2 separate regions of the Homo sapiens genome follow, and region 2 is linked to region 1. A link is a contact called in ENCODE Hi-C or POLR2A ChIA-PET data. All regions are on one chromosome and are shown on one strand. Each heading gives the region's core, a stretch centred on a gene start or an enhancer-like site at or near the end of the contact. The rest is flanking DNA. Distances are from core to core; before and after follow the strand shown.

The links. A loop is a pair of places that touch in the nucleus more often than their neighbours do. ChIA-PET counts read pairs that join two places held with the same protein, here RNA polymerase II (POLR2A). Pooled maps may share reads with other maps.
Region 2: a map of PC-9 shows a loop between it and region 1 (8-fold over the local background). The contact joins two enhancer-like sites. A Hi-C loop is called at or near these places in 2 of 168 maps with a recorded cell type or tissue (PC-9 and gastrocnemius medialis) and 1 of 50 pooled maps. POLR2A ChIA-PET finds 5 or more read pairs at or near these places in 4 of 52 experiments (AG04450, CD8-positive, alpha-beta T cell, K562 and 1 more).

What each region holds. Positions count from the first base shown.
Region 1 is chr2:47,013,354-47,019,845 of GRCh38, forward strand. All of the region lies in intron 11 of TTC7A (tetratricopeptide repeat domain 7A), which reads left to right. Among named protein-coding and RNA genes, the nearest start is that of TTC7A, 75 kb to the left of the region's middle. Within about 2 kb of position 3,323, at least 11 of the 41 ENCODE cell types and tissues checked have a DNase peak (open chromatin) inside an H3K27ac peak, as active enhancers do; they include PC-9 and gastrocnemius medialis, where a contact is called at or near this core.
Region 2 is chr2:46,966,152-46,972,821 of GRCh38, forward strand. The region is part of intron 3 of TTC7A (tetratricopeptide repeat domain 7A); the gene reads left to right. Among named protein-coding and RNA genes, the nearest start is that of TTC7A, 28 kb to the left of the region's middle. RefSeq lists an enhancer at 1,799-2,093. Within about 2 kb of position 1,965, at least 29 of the 41 ENCODE cell types and tissues checked have a DNase peak (open chromatin) inside an H3K27ac peak, as active enhancers do; they include PC-9 and gastrocnemius medialis, where a contact is called at or near this core.

The sequences.
Region 1 (6,492 bases), core at 2,073-4,572:
ATGGGTGCTGAGCACGTGCAGCAGAGGGTGGAGATATGAGCCAGAGTGTGCAGAGCAGGTGGGCTCCCCGACCCCAACTCAGGCCGCTGCTTGCTCCTAGGGCTTCTGAGAGGGGCCTCAAGCTCATCTCTGAGATGAAACCCAAAATACCCATCTCTGAGGGGGTGTAGCGGGGGAGGGCATCTGTGCCCCTCAAGGCTGCCAGCTCTGAGGTAGCTGTGGGTCCACCCAGCCAACGGCCGCCCTTGCCAGGAAGCCCTAAATTTAGGTCTTCCCACCATGCAGGAGCTGTTTCCCTCAGCAGCATAATTACAGTAATTATGTGCATTCAGATTACATGGTAATAAAATTAGGATCAAATCAGTCCAAATTGAAATCAGATGAGTTAGGAGCAAAGTAATCAATGACAACATAAATAGAAAAGCCCAAAAGGAAACTTAAACATGCAGACTTGTCATCAGAATCGAGGAGAAGGGTGAGCTGTTTAACTTCAGCTGAGCAGCATATTTGGGTTCAGGGGCTAGTTTGAGCCAGGGTTTAAATCAGGCACAGGCCAGAGTGATGTCCCATGGGTGGCCCGAGAGTGGGCTCCTGGCAACCTTCCCTGATCTGGAAGCTTCACCCCCTGCACCTCCTACCTGTCTTGGATACAGATCACATCACATTGTGATCATCTGTGTTTCTTGAGTGCAGGAATTATCTGTCTCTTCTTTGAAACCCCAGCCCAGGGTTCAATGCCTGGTGCTCGCTGGATGGATCCTTCTTGCCGATGGACACATTCACTTGGCAATGAATTCTGTCTTATGTGGTGCATGACTTCCCAACTAGGTGGGGAACTTGCTCACTTGCCATGTCTTGCACTCTGACCCCCTCTCCCCCACAGGAAGCCTACATATAGTAGGTGCTATACTAGTAACTGACGAAGCGACACACATCCCAACCTGCCAGGAAGGGACCAGATGAGGGATCTGTATTTGGTTTGGGGGTTCTCCCAGCACTCTGCACCTAATTCTTGCTCCCTAGGTGGCACTGTAAAGAGAGCAGGCTGTGGGATATCCAAGGGTTCTGAGAAGGGAGGCAACAAGCTCCCCACAAATTTCGTGTTTGAGCCCCTTTTTCTCAAGGACTGGAAACTGGCCCCATCCTTCTGCTGGGTTCCTGCCTCACCATCCCTAGTTCTACAGGGAGGCCCAGAGTGGGTCAGCCCTGTACTCTCTGTTCCTGAGGCTCACAGTGAAAAGAATGGGTCTGCCTGGCAGGCAGGGGGTGTTCGTGCATGAGACAGGGCACAGATCCCAAAAGGCGGCTCACACCCCCTTCGTCTCCTGCCTTCGCAGTTATTCTGGCTCACGTCAGCCCCCAGCAGGCCCAGCCAAGCCCCATGAGCAGGGGACAGAAATCTGGGGGTGGTCAATTTGGCCTGGGTTGCAGAAAGGGAGGCTGAAACTAGGACATTTGGAAAACGAGTTGTGCTGGGTGAAGCTGGACTGGGTGGCCATGTGCCCAGAGGCGGAGCACCTGCTCTTCCCACATCCTGTCCTCATGCCCAGAGCCACTGTTGGACACCCCATACCGGGTCTGGGTCTGAGAGCAAGGTTGTGTCTTGGGGATTGTGGCAGGCAGAGGGACGTGCATGGTCACGTGCTGGCTGGCTGATTCGGGGGTTTGCACCAGGGTGGGAGTAGCTGAGCAGGTTTGGGTTTGGAATGGGAGAGCACTGACCCTGGGGCTTATCTTGAAGTTCCCCTTGGTGAGGGAGGGCTTCCCAGGCTCTGACTCAGTGACGCCAGCACTGAAATCAGAGAGGCCTGCATGGCAGCCTTCTGCCTTGGCATGCCCAGCCTCCTGCCAGGGTCCCTATTTTTGCAGCAGAAGGAAAGAGAGATGTAAATATTTTTTTGTATCCCTCCAATTATTTAAAATTCATTTAACTTAAAAAGTTGAAACCTTTACAGGAGGCAAAGAGGAAAGGCTATGCATGTGTGGTGTCACACAGACAGCAGAGGAGTTGCAAAATGGAAACAGGGCATGCTTATCTTTGGAAAGGTCTCTGATGCCATCTCTCACCTCCTTCCTGAGGAGGGCAGCAGGGGGTAGTGGAAAAGTGCATAGGCTTTGGAGGCAGAGATGGTAGAGTTCAAATTTCTGCCTACCCATGTACTCCCACTTACTAGCTGTGTGACTTTGAGGGAGTAATTTACCCTGTCTGTGCCTCGGTTTCCTCATCTGTAGCCTGGAAACAATCATGTCCGCCATTATGGGGTAGCTGTGAATATCAGAGATGACATGAAGAGTGCCCCTGCTTAGCACACTGCGGGTACCTGCATGGTTGCTATCACCGTTACAGCCCCTTGAAAATAGCAGGCACACAAAAAGGATGCGCCTTGATGTTTTTGACTTCATTTTTCAAATTCAGGGGTGGGCAGAGCCAGGAAGATGGATTAAGTGTTGATGAGGCAGGGGAGAAAGAATGCCAGCCCTCCTGCCACCAGCTTGTAGAAATTGGAAAGAGTGCCTACTACTCCTCCCAGGGAGAAAAAAAGGGGATTTTTCAGTAGAGCAGCTAACAGCAGGTTCCGGGCTCGTGGGAAGGAACTAAGGAGAAACTGGAGGTGCTGTTAAAAACTCTGCGGGCTCAGAAACGAACTTTCTGTAGTTCCCAGAAAGAGAGGAACGAGGGTGAAGATTCCGAGGGCAAACCTTTTTGGCTCACTGCAAGGTGAGGTAACCCTTGAAATGGAAGGCAGTCCTGGGCATTAGCAGAGTGTGTGAGCAAGAAGCCAGTCTGTGTAGGGACCAAATTCGAAACACTGGAGAGACAGAGGAACTTGTAAAGTCACAGGAAATTTTCCCTTACTTATGTAACACAAAAACAAAGGATCAAAACATTATGTCCTTCAATGCATCCTTTTCCAAAGGGTCAGAGAGGAGAAAAATGAAACCCTCCAGAGGGTAGCTGTGAATCAGCATCAGGAGACTGGGGTTGGAAACAGTTCTGCTACTTCCTAGACAGGTGACCTTGGATAGGTCGCTTCAGCTCAGCTCCCTGTGCCCTCAGCGCCTTCTGCTGTGAAACACCAATGCCATCAGGTAGCTGTGGTGCTGTGAAAATGCCAGGGGAGCCCCTAATCACTCTAGAATTGCAGAGGACTAGGCAGGGAAAGATCTTCACCTGGGTTTTAGTGGCAAGGTTCCATGGCTGCCCTAGATAAACAAGGCATTCAAGAGCAGTGTATCACTGGGAGAAGGAAGGTTGAAGAGAACTCTGGAAACTCACCCTAGAAGTATTTTGATGAGCAAGGAAAGCCCGGTGCTGTAACCTGAGCTTGCTGCAGAAGCAGCAGCCTGGACTACAGAGCCACCAGCTGTTAACTTGGAGGCCACAAGGAGGAAGTGTCTGGAAAGGGCACATGAGGTGCTAGGCAGGGAGGAAGACGTCTGGAGTAGAGCAGAAGGGCAGGCGCTGGGCCAGTCTGCAGCCATCTGATTAGAGCAATTTTTCCAGATCGCAGGTGGGGCCCATTAGTGGGCTGTGAAATAGAACTCTTAAAAAAAAAATTTGAGGCCGGGCAAGGTGGCTCACACCTGTAATCCCAGCACCTTGGGAGGCCGAGGTGGGTGGATCACCCGAGGTCAGGAGTTCGAGACCAGCCTGGCTAACATGGTGAAACCCCATCTCTACTAAAAATAACAAAAATTAGCCAGGCATGGTGGCGGGCACCTGTAATCCCAGTGACTCGGAAGGCTGAGGCAGGAAAATCGCTTCAACCCAGGAGTCGGAGGTTGCAGTGAGTCAAGATCATGCCACTGCACTCCAGCCTGGGCAACAAGAGCGACACTCTGTCTCAAAAAAAAAAAAAAAAAAAAAAAAAAAATTTGAGACTGGGGTGGTAGGTCATGCCTATCATCTCAACATTTTGGGAGGCTAAGTGGGAAGGGTCGCTTGAGCCCAGGAGTTCCAGACAAGCCTGGACCACATAGTGAGACCCACCCTGCCTCATCTCTACAAAAAATAAAAATAAAAAGGTAAAAAGTCAGCCTGGTGCAATGGTGCGTGCCTGTGGTCCCAACTACTTGGGAGGCTGAGGTGGGAGGATCGCTTGAGCCCAGGAGGTCAAGGCTGCAGTGAGCTATGGTCATGCCACTGCACTCCAGCCTGGGTTACAGAGCGAGACCCCATCTCAAAAATAAAATAATCAAAACCTTGAAATAGACTGTAGATTATCAGAGAATAAGATAGGAAATACTCCAGTGTATTACCCACAGTGGGGTGAGTGGACCCTGGATAGGGGATGGAAAGCTCGACCAGCTCAGCATAGTGGACTGTGCGGGCCTGCGGAGGTGCCAACTTATGCTCATGTAGAGTCACTCCTCTGTGGCTAAGGATCTGGCTGAGAGACAAAAGGCAGGCAGTAATGTCTACTCTCTGGATTCCAGAGGGTCTTTGATGCCACTTCCCAATTTGTCATGTAGCTATGAGGAACCAGGACTATACTCAGATGACACTTGCCATCAGAGACTTAGGCTGAGATATTTTTAAAACCATGGAAGATTAATTGTATAATACATATACAAAATATGGATATATATATATTAGTATATATGAGTAGTTGTAATTGATATACATATATATATGAACCTGGCTAGCTGCAGTGGCTCACTCCTGTAATCCCAGCACTTTGGGAGGCCAAAGCAGGTGGATCACTTGAGGTCAGGAGTTTGAGACCAGCCTGGCCAACATGGTGAAACCCCATCTCTACAAACAATACAAAAATTAGCCGGGCATGGTGGCACACACTGGTAATCCCAGCTACTCAGGAGGCTGAGACACAAGAATCACTTGAACCTGGGAGGCAGAGGTTGCAGTGAGCCAAGATCGCACCACTGTACTCCAACCTAGTGGGTGACAGAGTGAGAGTCCGTCTCAGAAAAAAAAAAAAAAAAGCTGGCCAGGCACAGTGGCTCACACCTGTAATCCCAACGCTTTTGGAGGCCAATGCAGGTGGATCACCTGAGCTCAGGAGTTCGAGACCACCCAGGGCAACATGGTGAAACCCTGTCTCTGCTAAAAATATAAAAAAATTAACCAGTGTGGTGGTGTGTGCCTCTAGTTCCAGCTACTTGGGAGGCTGAGGCAGGAGAACCATTTGAATCCCAGAGGTGAAGGTTGCAGTGAGCTGAGATTGTGCCACTGCACGCCAGCTTGGGATACAGAGTGAGACTCCATCTCAAAAAAAAAAAAAAAAAGCTTATATTATTATATCAAAGCTTATATACATATAAGAAAGTAGATATCATATATGAAATATACAGTTATATATCTACATATGTAAATATATAGATATATAAATTACAACTATTAATAATAGTTATTTTTTTTTAAGCACTGCTGTGAGCATTGCCCCATCTTATCTCATCCTGTCCTCCCAGCACCTCATCCAGGGAGAGACACTATTGTTATCCCTGTTTTACAGAAGAGAGAAGGAAGCACAACAAAACAAAGTGACTTGCCCAAGGTTAGCAAGTGACCAGCCTAGGATTTGGACCAGGGTGTTTGGCCCCAGAGCTTGTGTTCTTAGCTGCTAGACTGCCCTGCCTCTTTGCATGAAGTGCCTACTCATGGATGTGGGGCTGATTCCGGAGTTGGGTGGGATTATAGTAACTCAGAACAGAGATGACAAAGTCAAATTCTCAAGGGCTTTAGGATTTACACTCTTGTGACATTATTCTCCCCTTTTGCCAGCTACAGTACCCATGTATATTAATACTGTGTGCTATTGTATTGTATATTGTCATACTTAATAGAATTGATCATACTTTTTTTCCTTCCTAATCACTGCTATGACTCTGCATGCAAAAAGCCTGCCTTGTAGTATGGTAATAGAAATCAAAATTATGGCCGGATGTGTTGGGTCACACCTGTAATCCCAGCACTTTGGGAGGCCGAGGCAGGAGGATTGCTTGAGCCCAGGAGTTCGAGACCAGCCTGGGCAACATAGTGAGACACCATTTTCTATTTTTAAAAAAAAAAACACACACAAAAAGAAATTAAATTATGTTGGCCATATAGGGAGATGGTACATTAAGCCTTGGGATTTTGATTTGAGGCAAATGCTGACACCAGGCTTAGAGACGGTTTTAAACTACGTGGACAATGCTGGCAAGTACTGGACAAGGAGTGCTACTAATCTCGGGGTCAGAGTGGATCACAAGTTGGACACATTAAGGATGTGTGTCTTCACTTTATAAAGCTAAAGGATGATTAGCTCTTTTAATCTAGAATATGATGTATATGAACTGGAGAACAGATACTTTGCCAGTATCTGCTGAGCCGTATTCCTGGCACCCTCTCTGCATGGGTTGCAGGAGCTGAAGCTGGCATTTGCTGAGCAGAAGGACATGGCCGTGTATTCATGGAGTGCAGCGGGTGTCTGGATTCTTTTTATAACTTGTGCTTGGTGTTTGTAAGAAAGCTTTTTCTGTTTGAATGGA
Region 2 (6,670 bases), core at 715-3,214, 49 kb before region 1:
TTAGTCAGGCTGGTCTTGAACTCTCGACCTCAGATGATCCTCCCGCCTCAGGCTCCCAAAGTGTTGGGATTACAGGTGTGAGCCACTGTGCTTGGCCTGCATACTTTCTACTCTTTATAATATTTCATCTAATTTAATGATCATGGCTACACTACGAGCTAGGCATTATTAGTAACTCTATTTTGTATTTGCGGAAACAGACTTAGCACTCTGTGAACATTTTGAGGTATATCTTTCCAGTCTTTTTTCCCTATAGGATTATATATGCTTTTAAAATGTAAGTTCATACAGTCATGTTTTATAATCTGCTTTTTAAAAAAGTATTTCATGAGTCATTTTTCAATACACCTCTATGTCACTGTAAGTAACTTCATAGCATTTCATTGTAACGTTCTATCCTAATTTTGTGAAGTCCCGTCATTGGACCTGTATGCTAAATCTTTTTTTTTTTTGCCATTATAAATAATACTGAAATGGATATCCTTGAAGCTAAATTTTGTATACATCACTTTTTTTTTTTTTTTGGTGGAGATGGGGTCTATGTTGCAAGGGCTGGTCCTGAACTCCTGGGCTCAAGCAATCCTCCCACCTTACCCTCCCAAAGTGCTGGGATTACAGGTGTGAGTCACCACCCCCAGCTTTTTTTTTTTTTTTTCGAAGATAAATTCCTAGAAAGTAGAATTACTGAATCATAGAGTATACATTTTTTGGAGACTTTGATACAGAAGCCAAATTGCCTGTGTTTTTTGTTTTTTTTTTTTCCGTTAAAAAATTGTGTTGGCCGGGCGCGGTGGCTCATGCCTATAATCCCAGTACTTTGGGAGGCTGAGGCGGGTGGATCACCTGAGGTCAGGAGTTCAAGACCAGCCTGGCCAACATGGCGAAACCCCATCTCTACTAAAAATATAAAAATTAGCCAGGCGTGGTGGCGCGTGCCTGTAATTCCAGCTACTCAGGAGGCTGAGACAGGAGAATTGCTTGAACCCAGGAGGTGGAGGTTGCCGTGAGCTGAGATTGTGCCACTGCACTCCAGCCTGGGTGACAGAGCAAGATTCCGTCTCAAAAAAAAAATGTGTTAAATATACATACCATAGAATTGACCATCTTAACCACTTTTAAGCGTACAGTTCGGTACTAAGACACTGTTGTGCAACCAATCTCCTGAACTCTTTTAACATTTGCATTATTGTGCAACCAGTCTCCAGAATTCTTTTACCTTGCGAAACCAAAATTCTATGCCCGTGAAACAGCAACGCCCCATTCCCTCCTCCCCTAACCCCTGGCAACCACTCTTCTATTTTCTGTTTTTATGAATTTGATTACGCAAGTACCTCATGTAAGAGGAATCATACAGTATTTGCCTTTTTGTGTCTGGCTCATTTCACTTAGTAAAATGTCCTCAAGGCTTATCCATATTGTAGCATGTGTCAGAATTTCCTTCCTTCTGAAGGCTGAATAATATTGTATTGTATGTATGTATATGTGGCATTTTGTTTATGTGTTCATCTGTCAATGGACACTTGGGTTGCTTCTACATTTTAACTATTGTGAATAATGCTGCTATAAATGCTAGTGTACTAATACCTCTTTGAGACCCTGCTTTCTATTCTTTTGGGTATATACCTGGAAGTGGAATTGCTGGATCATATGGTAATATCTATTTTTAAATGTTCTAATTTTAACAGAGTGATCTGTGAGGGTTCTTTCCTACCTGGCCTTTCGGTTTCCCCCCGAGAGCTGAATGAATTGCATTTTTTCGCTTCTTCCCGTGGCTGCAGGGTACCCAAGTCTGGGATTCATCTTCCGTGGGTGCTGCAGCTGTCCTCGTGCCCTTTGACAGGCTGGGTAGGTGGGAGGGAAGGGGTTCTGTTGCTGAGGATGTTTTCTGTTTTCTACCTCTGCATCCAGGGCCCAAGGCTCCAGGGTTCCAAGGGTGGGGCTTCTTGGAAGGGCGGCTGCCTTGGATGTGATGAGTCATTCAGACTGAAGGAGTTGGGACCAGCCTGGTGTTGGGCCTGAGGCTGTGCCAGGATCAGCTTGGCTCCAAATCGAAAGTTCTGAGTTAATGAAAAAGCAAGTCCTCCTCTTGCAAGGGACCTTTCCTAGAGCTGGGTATTGGCACAGAAAGGCCCTTGCCGGTGGGAATCACAAGGCAGTGCCTGCCCTGCAGGGCTGTGTTACAACCCTCCGATGCCTCAAGGACTGGGCGCAGGGCAGCCCACCTTCATCCTGGATTGAGCACTGTAGTCTGGCCGTTTGTGCAGAAGCGCTCACGGGGCAGAAGGTAAAGAAAAGAAACCCAAGCCTGCAGCACCTGGGTGGGCTTCCAGTCAGATGTTTGTGGACAGGAAAATAGACCTTATCAACCAGGGGACAAATACAAGGTTCCCGGCCCCTTTTTATGGGCAGAACTGGGTGACTGGACTGTGACCTTGCTTAGGAAAAGCCACTGCCAGCTCCAGAAACTTTTTGGCCCTGTGTATATTGGAAATTGCTTTATAGAGGACCGCCTCCGTGAATGTACCCCTCTACTTTGAACTTTTATTTCTCTGAATCATGACAGCTCCCTTCAAAAAGGCATTATCTCCATTATTTTTAGATAAATTTTCATATGGTGACATGTACAAATCTTAACTGTATAATTTCATGAATTAGGCCAGTGTAAATATCCATGTGACCAGTACCCTAATAAAGATACAGAACATTTCTATCACCACAGAAAGTCCCCTTGGGCTCTTTTCTAATTGGTCTCCACCCCAGGCAACCTCTGTTTTGTTTTTGTGTTTTTTTTTTTTTTTTAAGAGATAAAGTCTCGCTATGTTGCCCAGGCTGGTCTCGAACTTCTGGGCTCAATTGATCCCCTGCCTCAGCTCCCACAGTGCTGGGATTACAGACGTGGGCCACCACTCCTGGCCTTATTTTCTATTGATATAGATTAATTTGCTTTTTTGAATAAATGAAATCATACAGTATGCATTTTTTTTATGTCTGGTTTCTTTTGCACATGTAATTTTTAAGTAATTCATTTGTGTTATGTGTATATAAGAGTTTGTTTTAAAAAAAAAATCTGGGCCGGGCACGGTGGCTCACACCTGTAATCCCAGCACTTTGGGAGGCCGAGGCGGGTGGATCACGAGGTCAGGAGATCGAGACTATCCTGGCTAACATGGCGAAACCCCATCTCTACTAAAAATACAAAAACAAAATTAGCCGAGCTTAGTGGCGGGTGTCTGTAGTCCCAGCTACTCGGGAGGCTGAGGCAGGAGAATGGCGTGAACCCGGGAGGCAGAGCTTGCAGTGAGCCGAGATCGCGCCACTGCACTCCAGCCTGGGCGACAGTGCAACCTCCGACTCCCTGGTTCAAGTGATTCTCCTGCCTCAGCCTCCTGAGTAGCTGGGATTTACAGGCATGTGCCACCATGCCCAGCTAATTTTTGTATTTTTAGTAGAGACGGGGTTTCACCATGCTGGCCAGGATGGTCTCAATCTGACCTCGTGATCCGTCCGCCTCGGCCTCCCAAAGTGCTGGGATTACAGGCATGAGCCAGCGTGCCTGGCCCAGGAAATATTTTTTAAGTAGAGAGGGAGGAACTCCTTTGGGCTGTACACTTGGCTACGTGAATATGCTCATTCATCTATGCATCCGTCTGCATGCTTCCTAAACCCTAGGCCCTGGCCATCACTGGGGTGCAAAGATCAGTCGGAAATGGGTAGAGAGGATGATGACAATGCAGGAAAAAGGCACATACTTAGGAGATGCAGCCAGACTGTTCAACTGGTTTAGACACAGGGAGGCTTAACTCTACCTGGCAGGGTTTCAGAGAAGAGGTGGCTTTGCTTTGAGCTTTTTTTTAAATTGAAATGGGTCTTGTTCTGTCACCCAGCTGGAGTGCGGTGGCATAATCTTGGCTTACTGCAGCCTCCACCTCCCGGGCTCAAGCAATTCTCCCACCTCTGTCTTCTGAGTAGCTTGAGTCACAAGTGTGCGCCACCAAGCCCAGCTAATTTTTTCTATTTTGGGGGGGACGGGGTTTCACCATGTTCCCAGGCTGGTCTCAAACTCCTAAGGTCAAGCAGTCGCTTGCCTGGGCTTCCCAGTGTGCTGGGATTACAGGTGTGAGCCACTTCGCCTGGCCTGCTTTGAGCTTTCAAGAAGGATGGGATTTGGGGTTCTTGGAGAAGCATGATGGGGAGGCCCCTGCGGGGAGTGGAAGGAACAAATGCCACACAGGGAAGGTGGAGGCCCACAGACCATTGTTCCTGAATTCACAGCTTTGCGGTGGCCAGCCCTCTGGAGGCTTGGGGCTGGCAGCTTGAACTAGCCAGTAGCTGGCATCACCCATCCCAGTGCTGGACCCGGAGGTGTGGCAGGAGGGAGCCCAGCCTCAGCACATCTCTCCGGGGACTACAAGGCAGCTGTGTTGAAACAGATCCACTCCATGTCCCCTGGAATTGGCTGTGCCCTGCCACCTGCAGTTGGTCTCCTGGGCCAGGCCTCTGAACAGTTCGTAGGTTCGCCCCACCTTCCTGCAAGGTGGATAGGCTGCATGTCTGGGGAGCAGGGGCTGGCCTAGCTCTGGCAGTGAGCAACGAGGCCTGCCTCCTTGATTCTTTCTCGGTTCCTCTTCCCCCTTTAGTCCTCTGGAATAAGGATCCTCCCCCTCCTGGTTGTGAGTCATTTGGCAGTCGTTGACACCCAGTGTCCTGGGCACCTGGGTCTTTGTGTTGAGCAAGGACCTTCATGTTCTCTGCCCGCTTTCCTCCAGGCCAAGGCAACCGAACTTTGGATCTGGTCACACCCCAGCCTGGCAAAGGGACAAGGTCACTGAATCTGTGTGCATGGGAATGTGGCTAAGAAAAACAATAATAATTCCTTACCTTATATTTGCAGAGCACTTTGCACTTTGTCAGACATGACCAGGCTTGTGTTTTTTCATCCAGCCAGCAAATGCTTGTCCAGTACCTACTGTGTGCCAGGTGGTAGAAAAGTAAACACGATTAGGTTGATGTCTTGAAGGAGCCTACAGTCTGGGGAAACATATGAACAAATAAGTATAAGAAATGGTGAGTCAGGAATATGTATAGACTGGGGCTTAAAGGAGGAATGTTTGGTTATACCAGGGAATATCGGGAAGGGCTTTGTAGAGGAGGTGGCATTTAGTGGGTCAGAATATGAACAGTAATTTTGGGTAGACCTGGTGGGGTGGATACATTCCAGGCAGGAGGAACAACTTGAGCAAGTCAAGAAGGCATCCTACAACCTAGCAGTTGGGAGCAGGAGGTTAGTTGTGGATATGGCAGGTAAGGTGAGGGATGAGGCTGGAGAATTGATACCAGGAGGGCCTGGTGTGGAGCTTCCAGAAGTTGGACCTTACTCTGTAGCAGTGTGGACCCCTGGAGAGTTTTAGAAGGATCCCCCTGGGGATTAGAGTGAGACTGGAGGCAGGGAGGCCAGTTAGGCCGATGTAGTCATCCACTCAGGAGATAAAACCTGAAATAAGGTAATAGGAAGAGAGGAAGGGAAGGTTTGAAGTGCTGAGGACTTGGTCATTAGGTGGATGTTGGGGCTTATAGGGCAGGAAACAGTTGAGGATTCTTCCATTATACATCTCTTCAGTAAGTTCATCTTGAGCCTCTACTTACTACATGTAAAGTACCTAAAGTGTACTGTGTGGGCACAAAGATGGGACAGACATTGATTCTTCCCGTTGGGAACCAATAGTTCAGAAGGACAGCACTCTCTAGTCAGGTCTATATTAGCTGCAAGTGACAAAAAAAAAAAGAAAGAAAGACAGGAAGGGACGGAGGTAGGGAGGGAGGGAGGCAGGGAGGGAGGGAGGAAGGAAGGAAGGGAGGAAGAAGACATGGGAGCTATTTAATGGCACTCATACACTGGAAATTTCCAGCAGGTAGAGCTTCAGGCAAAGCTGGATCTAGGTACTCCGTCTCTTTAAGAATCCACCCTTCTCTGTCATGTCATGTCTTTTCTCTGCATGGATTTCATTTTTTTCGTGACTAAGAGTTTATTCAATATTTTTCCTGTCTTAAAAAAAAAAAGTAACCTGACGCAAATACAGTTGTTTTTCCATACAGCATTAATTTCTAGTAAGGCTAACAATGCTATATCCCTTCTGTGTTTCTTACAGATTGTTTTTATTTTTTTGAGCTTTTTGTTTTTGGCCTTGAAGCTTTTCTTAAATAAAAATTTTAAATCGCAGTAAAAAAGCCCCATACAACATAAAATTTGCCATCTAAACCATTTTTAAATGTACACTTCAGTAGTGTTATTTATGTTCACATTGTGTAGACTTCATTTTAAGGCAGGTTTTCTCTAACATTTCTAAGCTGATGTCTGGTACCAGCTTAACAACCCCAGTGGAAAGAGCGACAATTCTAAGACTGGTTTTTATTGGCCCAGATTAGGCCATGTGCCCACACTTAGCTGATTGCCATGGCTGTCATGATCAGCTGAGATTGCAAGAGAGGTGGTCAAAAGGAGAGCAAGGTGCTATTACTGATAAATGGGAAAGTGGGTGTCCCCTGCAGGCAGAGACCTGAGCATGGGTAACTTCTGCAGGGAGGAACTGTTGGGTTCCATGGGAAGTGTGCATGTAAAATGCTGCATAACTCGAGCACCTACTATGTGAGGTGCTGTTCTAGGGTTGTGGTT